Regions from separate parts of the Homo sapiens genome. Here all the other regions are linked to region 3. Evidence: read pairs that join two places in POLR2A ChIA-PET (ENCODE). Cell type or tissue: OCI-LY7. All regions are shown on one strand. Each heading gives the region's core, and the rest is flanking DNA. Links, peaks and the distances in the headings are about the cores only. Region 1 has its middle 17 kb from the start of CD70. Region 2 overlaps CD70 (CD70 molecule). Region 3 overlaps SLC25A23 (solute carrier family 25 member 23).

What was found. ChIA-PET counts read pairs that join two places held together with the same protein. Peaks named below come from ENCODE experiments on the same cell type or tissue, not always from the same donor. Only the 100,000 strongest peaks of a DNase experiment are listed, where the experiment ranks them.
Region 1: POLR2A ChIA-PET joins it to region 3 with 5 read pairs; 1 of 35 experiments calls an interaction of 5 or more read pairs at or near these places.
Region 2: POLR2A ChIA-PET joins it to region 3 with 11 read pairs; 3 of 35 experiments call an interaction of 5 or more read pairs at or near these places.

The regions. Positions count from the first base shown.
Region 1 is chr19:6,604,799-6,612,266 of GRCh38, reverse strand. No RefSeq gene overlaps it. Among named protein-coding and RNA genes, the nearest start is that of CD70, 17 kb to the right of the region's middle. RefSeq lists an enhancer at 3,150-3,259. In OCI-LY7, for the core only: no CTCF peak of the experiment used is centred there; DNase peaks (open chromatin) are centred at 3,066, 5,396 and 5,766; H3K4me3 peaks cover 2,116 bases; H3K27ac peaks cover 2,936 bases.
Region 2 is chr19:6,578,639-6,586,059 of GRCh38, reverse strand. It overlaps CD70 (CD70 molecule), which reads left to right. Exons shown (of 3, transcript NM_001252.5): 3 at 1-221. The coding sequence ends at 40. Among named protein-coding and RNA genes, the nearest start is that of CD70, 8.8 kb to the left of the region's middle. RefSeq lists enhancers at 1-347, 6,171-6,230, 6,192-6,874. In OCI-LY7, for the core only: no CTCF peak of the experiment used is centred there; no DNase peak of the experiment used is centred there; H3K27ac peaks cover 1,542 bases.
Region 3 is chr19:6,450,062-6,456,256 of GRCh38, reverse strand. SLC25A23 (solute carrier family 25 member 23) reads left to right here. Exons shown (of 10, transcript NM_024103.3): 5 at 1,540-1,698; 6 at 1,782-1,934; 7 at 2,169-2,276; 8 at 3,778-3,945. Among named protein-coding and RNA genes, the nearest start is that of SLC25A23, 6.6 kb to the left of the region's middle. In OCI-LY7, for the core only: no CTCF peak of the experiment used is centred there; a DNase peak (open chromatin) is centred at 1,906.

The DNA of each region.
Region 1 (7,468 bases), core at 1,069-6,068, 150 kb before region 3:
TCTTCACATACCCCTACTGAATCCCTGGGTAGATGCGTTCTCTCTGTTTACTAACCAAAATATTAAATATAATCATTGCAACTCTCTCTTATGTCTTCCAGTGGTCAGAAGTGTATCATAGCATTTCATATTTATCTTATCTTTGTAACCTGCATTTTTACCAGTTCAATATAATTTTCACATATTGATTGCTAAAGAGTGAAATGAAGGAATTAGGTTAAAATGTTTTTATTGGAAACTATCATGTCAAGTACCTTTTTTTTTTTTTTTTTTTTTGAGACAGAGCCTCACTCTGTCACCCAGGCTGGAGTGCAGTAGTGCGATCTCGGCTCACTGCAACCTCTGCCTCCCGGTCTCAAGCGATTCTCCCACCTCAGCCTCTCAAGTAGCTGGGACTACGGGAGTGTGCCACCTCACCCAAGGAATTTTTGTATTTTTCTTTTTTGTAGAGACAGGATTTCACCATGTTGCCCAATGTGGTGAAGTACTTTTAATGTGGAAATTTCCAATAGCCATATGAGTTTGGGCATATCTCAGAAAGTCAGCAAACAGTGAGATCAAGCAAAAAGACGGAGTAGAAAGCTCTGGGAGCCCCTCCCTCCAGTGAAATAAACAGTGAACTGAGGGGCAGGAGACACAGAATCAATGATTTCAGAACTAGTCATCCTGTTGCAGCACTTATAATAATGAGAGGAGTGCTTGATGAAAAGAGAGACTGAGACTTTAGAAAGAGAACAGCCTTCACAAACCAGCCCCCACTCCCCATTCCTCCGTCCGAGTGGGGCAATTTGGAGACAGTCCATTTTCCTCAAACAGGTGACCAGTGCCAGAGCAGGCAGTTGAGACCTTGGCCTCCAAAATTTGGGGAATTTGCACTCTACTAGGTCTGGCAATTCCTGAGAAGCCAATAAGATGCTTGTTTTGGCTCTCTTGAGTCCCTTCGTATCCCTCAGACTTAGAGGTTCGATGCCTTGTAAAATCTTTGTCATGTTACTAACTGACCACAAAATGGAAAAGACACTTCAGTGATCACACCCAAAGGATACACAGTTGCCAAAAAACAGTCGGGAAAAGTCAGAAATGAATAGTTTCAGCCTTCAGTAAGCAGAAATCAGCAATCCATGAAGACTTGGAGCATCGGAGTTCCAGACTTATGAATCATAATACTCAGGATGTCCAGTTGTAATTACAAAGCATAAAGACATAGGAAAGTATAACTCATTTACAATAAACCATGATTTAACATATACTGTTACTAGGGAAGCCCACACATTGAAACTATTAGTCAAAGACATTAAATCAACTGTCTCCAATGTGTTCAGTGAGATGAAGGAAAATATGGACAAAGAACTAAAGCAGATCATGAGAATGATATATGAAAGAAGTGAGAATGTCAATAGAAAGAAATAAATTATTAAAAATTCACAAACAGGAATTCTGGAGCTGAAAGTTACAATAATGGAGGTGATAATTCATTAGACGAATTCAAGAACAGATTTGAGTAGGTAGAAAAAAGATCAACAAACTTGAAGATAAGGCAACCATAAAGTTAGCAAATCCAAGAAGCAGGGGAAAAAAGTGAAGACAAATACACAGAGCCGGCCGGGTGCGGTGGGATGTTAACAATGGGATTGTTTGTGGAGCAGGGGGCTCTAGGGGTGTGTGGGAACTTTTTGTATTTTCTGCTCAATTTTGCTGCGAAACTAAAACTGCTCTAAAAAGACTTTTTTTTTTTTTTTTTTTTTTTGAGACGGAGCTTCACTCTTGTTGCCTAGGCTGGAGTGCAATGGAGCGATCTTGGCTTACCGCAACCTCCACCTCCCAGGTTCAAGCAATTCTCCTGCCTCAGCCTCCCAAGTTGCTGGGATTACAGGCATGAGCCACCACACCCATAAAAGCCTATTTTTTAAAAAGTTTTGACTAGTACCTTTTCCCCATTACACCTCTGTCCCACTCATCCTTTAAAATGTATTTTGACTGTGATATCAGCTGGGGCATGACTTCAGAGGAAAAGGTATTGTATAAAAGGAACTCTGGAGTCAAAATAAAGTTTGAGTTTTGAATTTTGGCTTTGCTTTATTTATTTATTTTTATTTATTTATTTATTTTTCTTTTTGAGACAGAGTCTCACTCTGTCACCTAGGCTGGAGTGCAGTGGCACGATCTCAGCTCACTGCAACCTCCGCCTCCTGGTTTCAAGTGATTCTCATGTCTTGGCCTCCCAAGTAGCTGGGATTACAGGCACCCGCCCCCATGCCTGGCTAATTTTTGTATTTTTAGTAGAGATAGGGTTTCACCATGTTGGCCAGGCTTGTCTCGAACTCCTGACCTCAAGTGATCAGCCTGCCTCAGCCTCCCAAAGTTTTGGGATTACAGGCGTGAGCTACCACGCCTGGCCAGCTTTTACCTTTAATAAGGTACTTAACCTTTTTAAAACCTAAGTTTTCTTATCATTGTTCACTGTGTCCTTTCATATACGTACGTTATGGAAATATCTATGGATTGTTTTTAAAATTCTAGTTGTTGCTGAAAATTCACAAAAGGCATCTCAAGATAATACTACTTATCTCCCAGGGCTGTTGGAATATTAACTGAGACCATTTTGTTGCTGTTGTTTTTGTTTGTTTTTTGAGACCATATTTATTTTTAAAATAAAAACAGAATGCAAGAAAGTTGGCCTGACACAAATGGGAACTCATCAAATGCAATCTCCAAGAGGGTAGGAACTTTGATTTCTGCACTATTGTATTAATACCTTGGAAACAGCAGGAACTCAGAAATATATGTTCAGTAATTTTAAAAAAAAAAAAAAGCTTGGCTAGGCTACTGAATGATCACAGACCACATGGAAAGAAAAAGAGGCTTGATGCCATTACAGGTGGGACTATGGAGTTCTCTCTTGGAGGGGTGACTGTATTTTGCAAGCAGGAAGGAGCATGAGCTGAGTTTCTGTGATCAAATGGGTGGGTTTTGATAGCGATTCGTGTTCTCCACCTAGTATTTTCAGCTTTCTTTCTGACTCTTGCAAGCATGCCACTTCCCTGCACCCACTAAAGTTAAGCAGGGTCACTGACACGCTTTGGTTAGTGAAAAGGGACTGGCAATGATGTGTATCCATCTGTGGTTTTCTACTTTACACTCCTAGCACAAGGGTCATGTCAAGATGAAAACCGTCTAGGCATGAGCCACAGCGCCTGGCTGGAACATCAGTTTTACTGCAAGATTTGGAAGAAACAAATTGAATTGATTACCAAGAGAATGTGCAAGAACTATTAAGTCTTAGGACACATGGCCAAGACCAAAAGTCTCTGGTGATGGGCTGGGGTGGGGCCCCGTCCCACAGCCCTCGGACCAAGTAAGAAGAAAAAGTAGGAGGGGGAGGTGGCTTATGCCTCTAATCCCTGCACTGTGGGATTAGCTGGGTGTGGTGCCTCATGCCTGTAATGTCAGCTACTCAGGAGGCTGAGGCAGGAGAATTGCATGAACCCAGGAGGTGGAGGTTGCAGAGAGCCAAGATTGTGCCACTGCACTCCAGCCTGGGCGACAGAGTGAGACTCCTACTAATAAATAAATAAAAGAAAAACTAAGTTAAAATTTGTAAGGGCATAAAACATAATTTTAATAGGAAGCTATGAGAATTATCTACACTTGCAGATAATTGAATGAGCTGAGTTATCTGATGATTGATTGAATGATCGAATTATAGGTAACTGTGATTTTTCTTTTTTTTTTTTGAGATGGAGTTTTGCTCTTGTCACCCAAACTAGAGTACAGTGGCAAGATCTCGGCTCACTGCAACCTCTGTCTCCCAGATTCAAGCGATTCTCCTGCCCGCCACCACGTCTGGCTAATTTTGGAATTTTTAGTAGAGATATGGTTTCACCATGTTGGCCAGGCTAGTCTCGAACCCCTGACCTCAGGTGATCCTCCCGCCTCGGCCTCCCGAAGTGCTGGGATTACTGGCATGAGCCACTGCGCCTGGCCTTTGCTACTTAATTTTATAAGACATCTACTTTTTCAAATATTTGCTGTTTTTGCTCTCATGATATGAAAATTTTTTTATTGTGAGGGAGCATTTCTATGAAAACAATAGTAGAAATTTGTGCCAATTTTGGTTATTAAAATAATAAAATTGTTGGGTTAGTTTGTTATTCTTAACCAAATGCTCCTACAGATAGCATATTGCACAGATGGTTTGATTGTTTTTTTTTCATCTTAGGTGAATTTTCCTTAATTTTATTCATCAAACTGTATTTACTTGAGATAAATAGACATTGTAGTTACTGTGTGCTCTACAGATCTCTACTTTTTTAAAAATAAAAATTCTCGGCCAGGCGCGGTGGCTCACGCGTGTAATCCCAGCAGTTTGGGAGGCTGAGGTGGGTGGATCAGAAGGTCAGGAGTTCAAGACCAACCTGGCAAAGATGGCAAAACCCCATCTCTACTAAAAACACAAAAAATTAGACAGGCGAGGTGGCGCAAGCCTGTAATCCCAGCTACTCGGGAGGCTGAGGCAGGAGAATCGCTTGAACCTGGGAGGCAGAGGTTGCGGTGAGCCAAGATTGCACCACTGCACTCCAGCCTGGGCAACAGGGCAAGACTCGGTCTCAAAAAAAAAAAAAAATTCTCAGTCAAAACTCTGACCTATTTTATAAAAATTTGGATTGTAAATACTACTTCGACGTAACTTATATGTACATTAATGATTAGTAAGTGGAGTAATTCTATTCTTTAAAGGGGGGAAGTCTATATGAGTGTATTAATTTGTCAAAATGGTACAGTTCAGATTGTACCTTTCAATATGTATACATTTTATCTAAAAAGAAAACCCAAAAAACTAATAAATTGGGGGGTAGGAAATGGGTCAAAGTATAGATGAAGCAAACATGGCATGACTAGTAGCTGTTCAACCTGGGTGACAAGTCTATTATACTATCTTTGTATTCTGTATATATTTTTGTTTTTTGAGATGAAGTCTGGCTCTCGTCACCCAGGCTGGAGTGCAGTGGCATGATCTCAGCTCATTGCAACCTCCGCCTCCCAGGTCCAAGCAATTCTCAAGCCTCAGCCTCCTGAGTAGCTGGGACTGCAATTGCACATGACCACGCCTGGCTAATTTTTGAATTTTTAGTAGAGAGGGAGTTTCACCATGTTGGCCAGGCTGGTCTCGAACTCCTGACCTCAGGTGATCTGCCCGCCTCGGACTCCCAAAGTTCTGGGATTACAGGCGTGAGCCACTGTACCTGGCCTGTATTTTGTGTAGGTTTTTAATGTTTGGTGACAAAACACTTGTTGAAAATGAAAAAAAAAAAATTAGTCGGGCATGGTGCCGTGCACCTGTGGTCCCAGCTATTTGGGGGACTAAATAGGAGGATTACTTGAACCCAGGAAGCAGAAGTTGCATTAAGCCGAGATTGTGCTACGGCTCTGCACCCTGAACAACAGAGTGAGGCCCTGTCTCAACAAAAAAAAAAAAAAAAAAGGAAGAAGCCTATTTCAGCCTACCATGGGCAGAACCCCTTGCTGATCTGAATGTTGTGTGAGTAGAAAATAAACTTTTTTTTTAAGTGAAATAAGTTTAGTAAGAAAGTAAAGGAATAGGCCAGGAGTGTTAGCCTCACAGCTGTAATCCCAGCACTTTGGGAGGCCAAGGGGGGCAGATCACCTGAGGTCAGGAGATCGAGACCAGCCTGGCCAAAATGGTGAAACCCCATGTCTACTAAAAATACAAACAATTAGCCGGGTGTGGTGGCAGGCACCTGTAATCTCTGCTACTCTGGTGGCTGAGGCAGGAGAATCACTTGAGCCCAGGAGGCAAAGGTTGCAGTGAGCTGAGATCGCGCCATTGAACTCCAGCCTGGGCAACAAGAGCAAAACTCCGTCTCAAACAAACAAACAAACAAACAAACACAAAACAGAAAGTAAAGGAGTAAAGAATGGCCACTCCATAGGCAGAGCAGCCCTAAATACACCTTTATTGTGTAAAGTCTGGCCAGGGGTGGTGGCTCACGCCTGGAATCCCAACAATTTGGAAGGCCAAGGTGGGAGTATCACTTGAGGCCAAGAGTTCAGGACCAGCCTGAGCAACATAGCAAGAGCCCATCTCTCCAAAAACTTTTAAAATTAGCTGAATGTGAGGCCGGGCGCGGTGGCTCACGCCTATAATCCCAGCACTTTGAGAGGCCAAGGCAGGCGGATCACGAGGTCAGGAGATCGAGACCATCCTGGCTAACACAGTGAAACCCCGTCTCTACTAAAAACACAAAAAAATTAGCCGGGCGAGGTGGCGGGCACCTGTGGTTCCAGCTACTCGGAAGGCTGAGGCAGGAGAACGGCGTGAACCCGGGAGGCGGAGCTGGCAGTGAGCCGACATTGCACCACTGCACTCTAGCCTGGGCAACATAGCAAGACTCCAACTCAAAAAAAAAAAATAGCTGAGTGTGGTGGTGCATGCCTGTAGTCCCACCTTCTCAGGAAGCTGAGACAGGAGGATCACTCAAGCCCAGGAACTGGAGGCTGCAGGGAGCTATGATTGCACCACTGCTCTCCAGCCTGGGCGACAGAGTAAGACCCTGTCTCCAAAAGCAGTAATAATAATAAATAAATAATAATAAGAGGCCGGGCGCAGTAGCTCACACCTGTAATCCCAGCACTGTGGGAGGCCAAGGCGGGCACATTATTTGAGGTCAGGAGTTTGAGACCAGCCTGGCCAACATGGTGAAACCCTGTCTCTACTAAAAATACAAAAAAATTAGCTGGGCATAATGGCAGGCTCCTGTAGTCCCAGCTACTTGGGAGGCTGAGGCATGAGAATCACTTGACCCTGGGAGGCGGAGGTTGCAGTGAGCCCAGGCCACTGCACTCCAGCCTGGGCAACAGAGTGAGTCTCTTTCTCAGATTAATAATAGCAACAGTCGTAGTGATACAGGAGGTAGAAAGAAATTATTTAGGCAGATAGTGAAGGCAGCAGAGTCCTCGGCAGAGCTTCCCTTCTAACAAAAAGCAGCCCCCAAATCATTTCTTTTCTAACAAGCAGCAGCCTGAAAAATTGAGCTGCAAACATAGATAGGCACAGCTGGAAGCTTACACGGGAGAATGCCGGCAGGTGCGCCAATAGAAGAGAGCTACCCAGGGGCCAGGCAGGCCCTACATGGACGCTTCCTCTTCCCTTTTATGTTACCACGCGTGCAGTAACAGAAATGGGCAACATGGCGCAGCTCGGGCAGAGAACCTGCCTGCATAATAAAAGATTAGGGTCAGAGGCTACCAGAAATTTGCACCCTATGCAAATGCGACACATGGTCTAACCAGTTTTTCACACCCTATATAAATCAAACACCGTTTGCTCACTAGCTTCTCTATAAAACCCCCTACATTTCCCCGCTGATACGGCAACCCATTTTTCCGGGACCCCTCTCTGCAGCAGAGAGCTCTCCTCTTTCTTTCGCCTATGAAACTTCCATTCTCG
Region 2 (7,421 bases), core at 1-5,000, 130 kb before region 3:
TGATGAGACCTTCTTTGGAGTGCAGTGGGTGCGCCCCTGACCACTGCTGCTGATTAGGGTTTTTTAAATTTTATTTTATTTTATTTAAGTTCAAGAGAAAAAGTGTACACACAGGGGCCACCCGGGGTTGGGGTGGGAGTGTGGTGGGGGGTAGTGGTGGCAGGACAAGAGAAGGCATTGAGCTTTTTCTTTCATTTTCCTATTAAAAAATACAAAAATCAGCTGGGCTTCGTGGCGTGCATCTGTAATCCCAGCTACTCGGCCGACTGAGGCAGGAGAATCGCTTGAACCGAGGAGGTGGAGGTTGCAGTGAGCCGAGATTGCGCCACTGCACTCCAACCTGGGCAACAGAGCAAGACTCTGTCTCAGGAAAAAAAAAATGTTCTTGGTTAGGGATGTTTGAAGAATAGAGGAAGTGGGCTGGGCACAGTGGCTCATGCCTGTAATCCCAGCACTTTGGGAGGCTGAGGAAGGCAGATCGCTTGAGCCTAGGAGTTCAAGACCAGCCTGGGCAACATAGTGAGACCCCCATCTCTACAAAAAATACAAAAATTAACCAGATGTAGTGGTGTGCTAGTCCAAGCTACTCCAAAGGCTGAAGTGGGAGATTGGGTAGAGCCCAGGAGGTCAAAGGCTGCAGTGAGCCGTGATCATGCCACTGCACTCCAGCCTGAGCAAGAGTGAGATTCCTTGTCAAAAAAAAAAAAAAAAAGTTCTGTTTTCTCCTTGGTGCATCTATTTGACAAGAGAGGAAACACAAAGATCACTTTGGGTGACTGTCTCTCAAAGCAGACAATGCAAAATACCTAATGAGTTGGGAGGCCAGGGTGGGTGGATCACTTGAAATCAGGAGTTCGAGACCAGCCTGGCCAACATGTAAAACTCCGTCTACTAAAAATACAAAAATTAGCCAAGCGTGGTCCAGGGCGCCTGTAATCCCAGCTACTCAGGAGGCTGAGGCAGGAGAATCTCTTGAACCTGGGAGGCGGAAGTTTCAGGGAGCCAAGATCGCGTCATTGCACTGCAGCCTGGTGAGGGGTGTCGCAAACCACCATGGCACACATTTAACTATGTAATGGAACTACACATCCTGCACATGTACCCCAGAACTTAAATAATAATAATAAAAGATCACTTGAGGTCAGGAGTTCAAGACAAGCCTGGCCAACATGGCGAAACCTCACCTCTACTGAAAATACAGGGTCTTGATCTGTCGCCCAGGCTGCAGTGCGGTGGCATGATCCTGTCTCACTGCGGCCTCAAACTCCTGGGCTCAAGCGATCCTCCCACCTCAGCCTCCCAAATAGCTAGGACCGCCAGCACAGGCCACCACACCCGGCTATTTTTTTTTTTTTTTTTTTGAGATGAGGTCTCATTACATTGCCCCAGCTGGTCTCAAACTCCAATCTCCCGAAATGCCGATCTTCCCGCCTCGGTCTCCCCAAGTGCTGGGATTACAGGCATGAGCCACTGCCTGGACCTCAAATACATTTTGGAACTCAGAATTTACCAGTATTTAAAGATGGTGTACAGGATTATACCATCTTTTTTTTTGAGATGGAGTCTCGCCCTGTTGTCCAGGCTGGAGTGCAGTGGCATAATCTCAGCTCACTGCAACCTCCACCCTCCCAGGTTCAAGCAATTCTTCTGCCTCAGCCTCCCAAGTCTGGGACTACAGAAATCCGCCACCACGTCCGGCTAATTTTTCTATTATTAGTAGAGACGGGCTTCACCATGTTGGCCAGGATGGTCTCGATCTCTTGACCTTGTGATCCACCCGCCTCGGCCTCCCAAAGTGCTGGGACTACAGTTGTGAGCCACCGCGCCTAGCGCTTATACCATCTTTTATGCATCACCTCAGTGAGGTCGGGACAGCATTTTGTAATCAAACACCACATCTTTTTTTTTTTTTTTTACAATGAGAAGTGTTAACATTCACACTAAGTGGGATAAAAATCAAGACTACAGGCCAGGCGCGGTGGCTCATGCCTGTAGTCCCAGCACTTTGGGAGGCCGAGGTGGGCGGATCGCCTGAGGTCAGGAGTTTGAGACCAGCCTGGCCGACGTGGTAAAACCCCGTCTCTACTAAAAACACAAAAATTAGCCAGGCATGGTGGCCGGCACCTGTAAACCCAGCTACTCAGGAGGGTGAGGCAGGAGGGTCACTTAAACCCCGGAGGTGGAGGTTGCAGTGAGCCAAGATCATGTCATTGCACTCCAGCCTGGGTGACAAGAGCGAAACTCCATCTCAAAAAAAAAAAAAAAAAAAATCAAGACCACAGTTACCAATCTGGCTAACATGGTGAAACCTCATCTCTACTAAACATTTAAAAATTAGCTGGGTGTGGTGATGGGCACCTCTAATCCATGCTACTAGGGAGGCTGAGACAGGAGACTCTCTTGAACTCAGGAGGTGGAGATTGCAGTGAGCTGAGATAGTGCCACTGCACTCCAGCCTGGGTGGCAGAGTGAGACTGTCTTTAAAAAAAAAAAAAAAAAAAAAAAAGACTACAATTAACAAAAAGTTAGTTCAGGTCAGAGATTGCTGCCAAACAATTCACCAAAACAACTTGATTTCCAGGGCTTTTTGGATTTTGGAACTGGGGACTCAAAGTCAAGTGCTTCTTACGGCATTTAATATGGACTGCACACTGTTTTATCCCATTAACTCAGCTCGTGTTCATGCAAGCCCTACAAAGCTGGAGGAATCATCATTGTTCCCATTTCACAGATGAGGAAAACAGAGGCGTAAACCGTTGAGTCATCTGTCCAAAGTTACTGGTTTTGTAACAGCTGGAACCTCAGTATTTAACAGTTGAGGAAAATAGTGGCAGAAAACCTGAGTCACAAGCCCGAGGCAATTCATCTACATAGTAGTGGACTCAGGATTCCAAGCCAGATAATCCCGCATCTTGCATCCATGATCTCACTTCTAGAAGGGGAAGTGAGAGGAGTGGTGGGGTGTCCCAGCTGAGGGAGGGAAAATGAGACCCATGCGCCACCCGCCCTCACAAATCTAGCCCTGCAGCCCCTCTCCAACCTTACCTGGACTCAGAACCATGCATCTGGAAAAGCCACAGACACTCGACGCCAGCCTGTGAAAGCAGCCGGGAGGGAGGCTGTATCCTGCAAAGCCACAGGGAAGGGGCTGCCCAAGACCATGGGAACCCACCACTTACATCAGCGTGACCTGGATGTGAGACACAGAGTCAAAGGAGATTATCTGGCAGCTTTAAGATTGGACTGCCTGACTATTCACAATAGCAAAGACTTGGAACCAACCCAAATGTCCATCAATGATAGACTGGATTAAGAAAATGTGGCACATATACACCATGGAATACTATGCAGCCATAAAAACGGATGAGTTCATGTCCTTCATAGGGACATGGATGAAGCTGGAAACCATCATTCTGAGCAAACTATTGCAAGGACAGAAAACCAAACACCGCATGTTCTCACTCATAGGTGGAAATTGAACAATGAGAATACTTGGACACAGGGAGGAGAACATCACACACCGGGGCCTGTCGTGGAGTGTGGAGTCGGGGGAGGGGGGGAGGGATAGCATTAGGAGAAATACCTAATGTAAATGACAAATTAATGGGTGCAGTAAACCAACACGGCACATATATACATATGTAACAAATCTGCACGTTGTGCACATGTACCCTAGAACTTAAAGTATAATTAAAAAAAAAAAAAAAAAAAGATTTGACTGCCTGGCCAGGCACAGTGGCTCATGCCTATAATCCTAACACTTTGGGAGGCCGAGGCGAGCAGATTGCCTGAGCTGAAGAGTTCGAGACCAGCCTGGGCAATATGGTGAAACCCCGTTTCTACTAAAATACAAAAAAAAAAAAATTAGCCAGGCGTGGCAGCGTGCGCCTGTAGTCCCCGCGACTTGGAGGCTGATGCAGGAGAATCGCTTTAACCCGGGAGGCAGAGGTTGCAGTGAGCCGAGATCGAGCCACTGTACTCCAGACTGGGTGACAGAGCGACACTCTGTCTCAAAAAAAAAAAAAAGATTTAACTGCCCCACTGGATTTTGGAATTGCAGGGGACCTTCAGCCCCTTCGTTTGTCCAGTTTCTCCCATTTGGAATGGGTATATCCAACGCCTGTACCCCATTGTATATAGGAAGTAACTAACTTGCTTTTGATTTTACAGGCTCACAGAAGGGACGTGCCTTGTCTCAGATGAGATTTTGGACTGTGGACTTTTGAGTTAATGCTGAAATGAGTTAAGACTTTGGGGGATAGTTAGGAAGGCATGACTAGTTTGAGGACATTATACTCAATGAAATAAGCCAGTCAAAAAGGAAAAATATGTATTGTATAAACTAACTTACATTAATCTACCACATAGGATTAAAACTGTTCACAGGAATATAAAATAGAATTTTTTAGATATACAGTCTTTGAGGGTTTCCTTGTGTTTCTACCAGTCCAGAACTTTTCTTCAGGTGCTTAACCGTCATTTGAATCAGTTCTATTTTCTTTTTTCTTTGTTTGTTTTGATTTTTTGTTTCTTTGTTTGTTTTTTGAGATGGAGTTTCGCTCTTGTCACCCAGGCTGGAATGCAGTGGCACGGTCTCAGCTCACTGCAACCTCCACCTCCCGAGTTCAAGTGATTCTCCTGCCTCAGCCTCTCGAGTAGCTGGGATTACAGGCATCCACCACCACGCCTGCCTGTAATCCCACCTACTCGGGAGGCTGAGGCAGGAGAATCGCTTGAACCTGGGAGGCAGAGGTTGCAGTGAGCCAAGATCGTGCCACTGCACTCCAGCTTGGGCAACAGAGTGAGACTCCATTTCCAAAAAAAAAAAAAAGAGAGAAAGAAAAAGAAATTCAATGTCCATTAACAGGAAGGCTGAGGCAGGAGGCTAGAATCCAGGAGTCTGCAGTGAGCTATGTTCATGTGGCACTCCACCTAGGGTGACAAAGGAATATAAAGAAAAAAAAGAAAGAAAGAGACAAAGAGAGAGAGAGAAGGAGGGAAGGAGGGAAGAAGGAAGGAAGGATTATTTGATGTTACATGATTTTCACCTCAATTTTTGAAAAAAGAGTGTATACACAGGGTTTTATAGAAAAGAAAATACAAGGCCAGGCGCAGTGGCTCACACCTGTAATCCCAGCACTTTGGGAGGCCAAAGCAGGTGAATCAGCTGAGGTCAGGAGTTTGAGACCAGCCTGGCCAACGTGGTGAAGCCCCATGTCTATAAAAATAGAAAAAAATTAGCCAGGCGTGGTGGTGGGCACCTGTGGTCCCAGCTGCTCAGGAGTCTGAGGCAGGAGAATTGCTTGAACCTGGGAGGCAGAGGTTGCAGTGACCCAAGATCATCACACCACTGCACTCCAGCCTAGGCAACAAAGCGAGACTCCATCTCCAAAAAAAAAAAAAAGAGAGAGAGAGAGAAAAGAAAGAAAAAAGAAAATTCAAAGTCCGTTAACAGTTAATCACCATCTTGTCCACCTCCTCAAAAGGAAATTCAATGTCCATTAACAGGACCACGAGCGGTGACTCATGCTTGTTCCCAGCACTTTGGGAGGCCAAGACGGGTGATTCACCTGTCCCAGCTGAGAGAGGGGAAGGATCACCCGCCTCGGCTTGGTCAGAAGGGTAATAAGGGCAAGACCAGCCTGGCTTATATGGCAAAACCCTATCTCTACTAAAATACAAAAAAAAAAAAAATAGCCAGGCATGATGGCAGGCGCCTGTAGTCCCTGCTACCTGGGAGGCTGAGGCAGGAGAATCGCTTGAACCCAGGAAGCAGAGGTCGCAGTGAGCCAAGATCACAACAAGTCTGGCTATTTTTTTTTTTTTTTTTTTTTTTGTATTTTTAGTAAAGACTGGGTTTCACCATGTTGGCCAGGCTGGTCTTGAACTCCTGACCTCAGGTGACCCACCCACCTTGGCCTCCCAAAGAGCTAGGATTACAGGCATGAGCTGCTGTGCCCAGCCTCATCTTTTGAAATTTAGCATTAAACTCGGACATCCAGATTAACAGGATAGAGACCAGAGATGTCCACTGTCATAAATTTAGCCTGCACAAAGGAGGAACTGGTGTTTTGATGAATCTACGTAATTCACCAATTAACCGACCACACTTTGTGTGTGGTCTTTTTTAAGGGTGATGGTAAATGCTTCATGAGTCTGTTGTGCTGAGATAGGAAAACTGTATCTCTTTAAAATTCTCATAATACTGATTTAAATATCATGCTGGTGTGTGTATGTACAATGCACATGCAAATTTCCAGCAAACCTTACCAGCCCTAAGACCCAAGTGAGGCTATTTGAACGCAGAGCCCACATTTTCCAATTTGGGGTAAACCCACTCCTTAATAGCTCGCAAGCCTCCAGAGAGCCCACATATTTGTGCCCCAATATCTGCTCATTTCCTCCTACCCCTATTCCCTGGTAACCACAGTTCTACTCTCTGTCTAAGAGTTTGGCTTTGTTTTTTTTTTTAAAGATTCCCCATATTGACAGAACAGGAGTATCACCATCTTGGACAAGTGCTGCCATTTTAAGTTTCATCTTGATCAGAGCTGGGCGGGGTGGCTCACACCTATAATCCCAGCACTTTGGGAGGCCAAGGTGGGCGGATCATGAGGTCAGGAGATTGAGACCAGCCTGGCTAACATGGTGAAACCCCGTCTCTACTAAAAATACAAAAAAATTAGCCAGGCGTGGTGGCGGGTGCCTGTAGTCCCAGCTACTCAGGAGGCTGAGGCAGGAGAATGGCATGAACCCGGGAGGCAGAGGTTGCAGTGAGCTGAGATCACACCACTGCATCCAGCCTGGGCAACAAAGAGAGAGTCCATCCCAAAAAAAAAAAAAAAAAAAAGTTTCATCTTGATCAAAAAACTGCCTAAATCCAAATGGCATCAGCCTAATGGCTAAGGTCACTATGACCATAAACCACAAATAACATCCTCAACCACAGACATTCCAGCCCCAAGATAACCTCCTTTCTGGCTGGGAAGATGTCAGCCCCAAGATAACCTCCCCTGTGACCAGAGACATTCCAACCCCCCGCCATAAACCTCTCCTCCACACAGAAACATTCCAAGCTTGTGATAAGCCCCCTCACCCTAAAACCAATATATACTTTTAATCTGTAAGAGAGAGCACTCTTGACCAAAATTGGCCAGAAGCCCCTCTCAGGTTTATTCTCCAAAATAAACCCGTCTTTGACTGTTGAGCCCCTTTTCGTGTTTCTTTTCTCTTTCTTTAACTCTTACACGTATAAGTAAGATCACGCAGTATTTGCCTTTCTGTGTCTGGCTTATTTCACTTAGCCTAATGTCCTCCAGGTTCATCCATATTGTCCCAAATGTCAGGATTTTCTTCTCTTGTAAGATGAAATAGTATTCCAATGTGTCTGTAGACCATACTTTCTTTATCTATTCTTTCAT
Region 3 (6,195 bases), core at 1-5,000:
TTAGGGTTCAAGGGTCCCATTTGGGACATCTCTGCTGTCTGATTGAAGCGCAGCCCTTGAGACTTACATCGGGGCCTCTGGGGACAGCGTGTGGGGGTTGCGGGTACAGGGAAGAAAGAGCTCACCAGATGGGGTACAAGGCCTCCCACCTTCCACCCACACAGCTCTCTTCTGCTGGGTTCTCTGCCTGGATAAAAGATTCTACGGCTGAACAGAATCGTTCAAAAACCACGGTCTTGGCCAGGCGCAGTGGCTCACACCTAAAATCCCAGCACTTTGGGAGGCCGAAGTGGGCGGATCACGAGGTCAGGCGATCGCGACCATCCTGGCTAACATGGTGAAACCCCGTCTCTACAAAAATATTAAAAAAATGAGCCAGGTGTAGTGGCAGGCACCTGTAGTCCCAGCTACTAGGAAGGCTAAGGCAGGAGAATGGCGTGAACCCAGGAGGCGGGAGCTTGCAGTGAGCCGAGATCGTGCCACTGCACTCTAGCCTGGGTGACAGAGCCACACTCCGTCTCAAAAAAAAAAAAAAAAAAAAAAAAAAAACACGGTCTTCAGAGGATCCAATGGGAGCCACTAGAGAGGGTAGTGGGGGTTTGCTCTAGATCCCTAGTTCCTGGGTGAAATGTCTATGAGCAATGTGTCTGGTAGGATCTGATGGCATCTGGAGGGGGATCCGTCTGTGGGATCTGGTGAGAACCTCTTTGGAGATCCAGAGACTCCCACCCCAGACGATTCATGGGGACCTTGGTTAGAAATTCTAGACTGGAAATGATTCCTGCACGGGGACTCCATGTGGAGGAGATCCCTGTGAGATTTCGTGGGTCCCTGAGAAGGATCTGCTGGGGTCTTTATAGGGGAGGTGCCTGGTAAGATCTTGTATGGCCCTGAAGGGATCTTTTGGAATCATTATATGGAAAACCCTTGAGTGGGATCCTTCAGTAGAATCTCATTTGCCCTGAGGGATCTTTTTTTGCTGTTACAGACAAGGTCTTACTCTGTTTCCCAGGCTGAAATGCAGTGGTGTGATCATAGCTCAATGTAGCCTCAAACTCCTGGGCTCAAGCAATCCTCCCATCTTGGCCTCCTGAGTAGCTGGGACTACAGGCACATGCCCGGCCAATTTTTGTAGAGAGGGGATCTTGCTATGTTGCCCAGGCTGGTCTTGAACTCCTGGCCCCAAGGGATTCTCCCACTTGGGCCTCCCAAAGTGCTGGGACTACAGATGTGAGGCATCACATCTAGCCTGGAGGGATCTTTATGTGGCAGATACTTGAATAGGATCCTTTAGTGGGATTTGGCAGATCCTTTGGTGGGATTTAGTAGGATATTGGGATCTTCTAAGGAGGCTGCTAGGTTAGATGCTTTGGTGACACCTGGTAGGACCCAACAGGACTCTTCTGGGGTCTCCAAGCAAGAGTCATTGGCAGACTCTAGGGTATCCTAGGATTCATAGAGGAGACTCCCCTATTTAGGACTGAGTCACATCTCCCTGTCCCCACCATGGCATGACACCCCCAACACCTGTATCTTTAGGTCCTGGACATTGGCGAGTGCCTGACAGTGCCGGACGAGTTCTCAAAGCAAGAGAAGCTGACGGGCATGTGGTGGAAACAGCTGGTGGCCGGCGCAGTGGCAGGTGCCGTGTCACGGACAGGCACGGCCCCTCTGGACCGCCTCAAGGTCTTCATGCAGGTGAGGGGCTCTGGAGAGACCTGCCCCCTCCCCCAGGCCTGACACCTGGGAGGGGACCTCCAAGCTGTTGTCTCCCCATTCAGGTCCATGCCTCAAAGACCAACCGGCTGAACATCCTTGGGGGGCTTCGAAGCATGGTCCTTGAGGGAGGCATCCGCTCCCTGTGGCGCGGCAATGGTATTAATGTACTCAAGATTGCCCCCGAGTCAGCTATCAAGTTCATGGCCTATGAACAGGTGAGGGCAGGTACAGGGAGGAATGTGCTTGCCATAGGGAAGACTGGGCTGTACATAAAGATTTACGGGATTGGCTTGGGGGTGGGTGGTGAACACAGGTCCCCAGGATCAGGCATCTGCTCCTCTGCATGAATGCCTGCAGCAAGCCAGTTCTTTGGAAGCCAGGAGAACAGTGGAGTGCAAGGAAGGTTCAACCCCCATGGTCCTACCCATCCCTGTGTCTCCCCGCCTCAGATCAAGAGGGCCATCCTGGGGCAGCAGGAGACACTGCATGTGCAGGAGCGCTTCGTGGCTGGCTCCCTGGCTGGTGCCACAGCCCAAACCATCATTTACCCTATGGAGGTGAGAAGGAGGGACCCCAGCGGAGGCCCCATGGCAGGGTGGGGGGCCTGCTGTACCCATCTCACTCTGCATTTCACAATATCCATTGGGATTTTACCTTTGTCCCTCTCTGATTTGGAGTATAGCTCATCAGAGTAATGCAATTTCATGTGTAGCCTGTCTGGGTATTACAACTGAGATATAATTTCTGGGGAAGGTAGTGTCGGTTATCCTTGTTTGGATGGTAGTCATAGGAGCCAGCTGTTTATAAATATGCATCTTCTAAGGATAGGGTGCACGTTCCCAGGGACGTCGTGTCTAGGTGTCACCAACTGTTTATGAATATGCCTCTTCTAAGGATAGACTGTGCTAGCTACATGTTTTCAGATAAATTATTTCAGGTTTCAGGTTATGAAGTGTATTGTTTGGATTCTGAAAGTGACAGAAAACTTAAATCATGTCAGCTGGGTGCGATGTCTAGCGCCTGTAATCCCAGCACTTTGGGAGGCCGAGGCAGGTGGATCACCTGAGGTCAGGAGTTCAAGACCAGCCTGACCAACATGGTGAAATACCGTCTCTACTAAAAATACAAAAATTAGCTGGGGATGGTGGTGGGCACCTGTAATCCCAGACACTTAGGAAGCTGAGGCAGGAGAATGGCTTGAACCTGGGAGGCGGTGGTTGCAGTGAGCCAAGATCATGTCACTGCACTCAGTCTGGGCAACTGAGCAAGACTCCAGCTCAAAAAAAAAAAAAAAAAAACTTCAATCACATCAACAAAGTCTACAGATGAGCATTTCAGGCTGGGATGGTAGCTTCAGAGTGTTAGCGATGCAGGTTCTTTCTGTCTATCTTGTTGTTACACAACCTCATGGACCAATGTGGCTGCTTGTGCTCCGTTCATCACATTCCACACTCCAGCCAAGAAGGAAGAAGCAATAAAAAAGGAAACACCTCCCCACCTCTAAGGATGCTTTCTGAACCTTATGTGTACCTCTTTCTCTTCCTTCTATTTCTTTGGCTAGGACATAGTGACATAGCCACATACCCAGGGCATCTGGGAAATGTCATTTTTCTTTCTAGTGGCTGTGTGCTTGCTGAAAGTTACAGTTTCTGATATGAAAGCAGAAGGGAACAAGATACTGGAGGTCTGGGCATGATGGCTCATGCCTGTAACCCCAGTCCTTTGGGAGATGGAGAGGGGAGGATCACTTGAGCCCAGGAGTTCGAGACCAGCACGGGCAAAGTAGCGAGTCCCCATCTCTACAGAAATGACCAAAAAATAAAAGAAAGATATCAGGAGACAGTTACTGGTGGTGCCACATGTGTGCACTTTGGTAGGTGTAACTATTTCTAGGTATAGGGATTTGGGGATAGCAGAAGATTCTAGAGTAGGTGGTTTTTAAAATTCGGTTGTTCTCAGGGCATCTGTTTTCAGGAGTAGCTATTTCTAGGTGTCTTCATTCCTGGATGTAGCGATTTGGTGGGACAGCTTTTCCAGGGATAACCAGGTTCTCCCCAGGTGCTGAAGACGCGGCTGACCTTGCGCCGGACGGGCCAGTATAAGGGGCTGCTGGACTGCGCCAGGCGTATCCTGGAGAGGGAGGGGCCCCGTGCCTTCTACCGCGGCTACCTCCCCAACGTGCTGGGCATCATCCCCTATGCGGGCATCGACCTGGCCGTCTACGAGGTCTGTGGGCAGCGCGTTCCTCTTTCCCTGCTCCCCTCTGGGATTTACCCACAGGACACCCCTTCCCCTTCCCCTGGGGCTGGCTCAGTTGACCTGCTATAGTTAGAGAAAGGCAGTTATGAGGTGAGGAGCACCTTGGCCCTGGGAATCCTGGGGAACCCTTCCAGGTATTGGACTCTCCCACTTCTCCACTTACTTTTGATTAGCAGCTCAGCCTTCCGGGGTCACCTGAAAGTCAGGGACCACTCTAGCTGACAAACATAAGATCAGGCAAAGATTACAAAAATTAGCCAGGCATGGTGATGTGTGCTTGTAATACCAGCTACTCCAAAAGGCCGAGGCATGAGAATTGCTTGAGCCTGGGAGGCGGAGGTTGCAGTGAGCCAACATCCCGCTACTGCACTCCAGCCTGGTGACAGAGCTACTGCACTGCAGCCTGGGCAACAGAGCGAGACTCCTTCTCAAAAAAAAAAAAAAAAAAGGCAGGCAAAGATGAGTCTCAAAGACACCCAACTTCCCCGAAGCAAGTATCAGACCCAGCCACGGTCTCTAAGCCAATGTCATCTTCAGGGCCTGCCCATTTGAGCATCTGCTGTTACCATAAGAACCACACCTAATCACCAGCATCTTGAGACCTTTATCAACACAGGCAGGTGCAGACAGTTCTTGGCTGTTTCTCTTCCAGGGACCTCATCTGTTGCTTTTACCTTCTAGTGGGATCACCAGGTCTCCCCCAATTAGCATGGTCCTGGATGTCCCCAAGCGTTCCCCCCAAAATCTTTGTATGCAAGACAGGGCCTGCTTCATGGGCATGTGACCTGTGAAGTCGCAGAGAGCCCCATGCTCGGAAGGGCCCTGTGCTTGGTGTAACGCTCTGCTACTGCTGTCTCGAAATTATTTTTATTTATTTATTTATTTTTTTGAGACGGAGTCTCGCTCTTGTCGCCCAGGCTGGAGTGCAATGGCGCGATCTCGGCTCACTGCAACCTACATCTCCTGGGTTCAAGCAATTCTCCTGCCTCAGTCTCCCGAGTAGCTGGGATTACAGGCATGCATCACCATGCCCGGCTAATTTTTATATTTTTAGTAGAGACAGGGTTTCACCATGTTGGCCAGGCTGGTCTCAAACTCCTGACCTTAAGTGATCCACCCGCCTTGGCCTCCCAAAGTGCTGGATTACAGGTGTGAACTACCATGCCAGGCCTGAAATTCTTAATTTTTTTTTTTTTTTCCCGAGACAGAGTCTCACTCTGTCGCCCAGGCTGGAATGCAGTGGCGCGATCTCGGCCCACTGCAGCCTCCACCTCCCAGGTTCAAGGAATTCTCCTGCCTCAGCCTCCCGAGTAGCTGAGATTACAGGTGCCTGCCACCACGCCTGGCTAATTTTTGTATGTTTAGTAGACAGGGTTTCACCATGTTGCCCAGGCTGGTCTCAAACTCCTGACCTTAGGGGATCCCCCCACCTCAGCCTCCCAAAGTGCTAGGATGACAGGTGTGAGCCACCACACCTGGCCAATAATTTTTGAACAAGGGACCCCCACCCTTTTACATTGTGCACTGGATCCTGCAAATTATGTAGCTGATTCTGATCTAATAGGCTCTGTTCCTGCCATCTTTACCTGCCCTCCCCAGCACCTGGCATGTAGACAACCAAATGAGACAAGACCGTTGCTCACTCATTCATTTGTTCCTCCATTTTGTTGTTCACTCATTCGCTTAGTGACTATTTACTGACCATCTACTCTGTGCTAGACACTGTGCGGATTGTGGCAGTTGTGGTGTTGAATGAGACCAGCATGGTCCCTGCCATCCTGGAATGCCCATTCCCATAAACAAGGCAGGCAATCAACCAGCAAATAAGATAGTTTCAGCTCCTAGAAAAGCTCTCAGAAGATCACAAGACAGGATTTGTCATCTTCAGTAACAGTGGGCGGGAGGGGGGTTGAGGAACGCCTCCAAGAAGGTGACATTGAAGCCATGGGTTGGGCGTATTATCACAAGGGAGCATGCACAAATCTAGTACCCAGGTCTGGAAGCAGGAACAAATACGGCCTTTTGGAGGAGTGGAAGTCTTAGGTGTCTGGGGGGGACTGATCAGGGCAGGGTACAGGGTCTTCTAAGTAAAATAGGAAGCCATTAAGAGGTATGAGTAGAGGCCGGTCACGGTGGCTCACACCTATAATCCCAGCACGTTGGGAAGCCGAGGCCGGTGGATCACCTGAGGTCAGGAGTTCAAGACCAGCCTGGCCA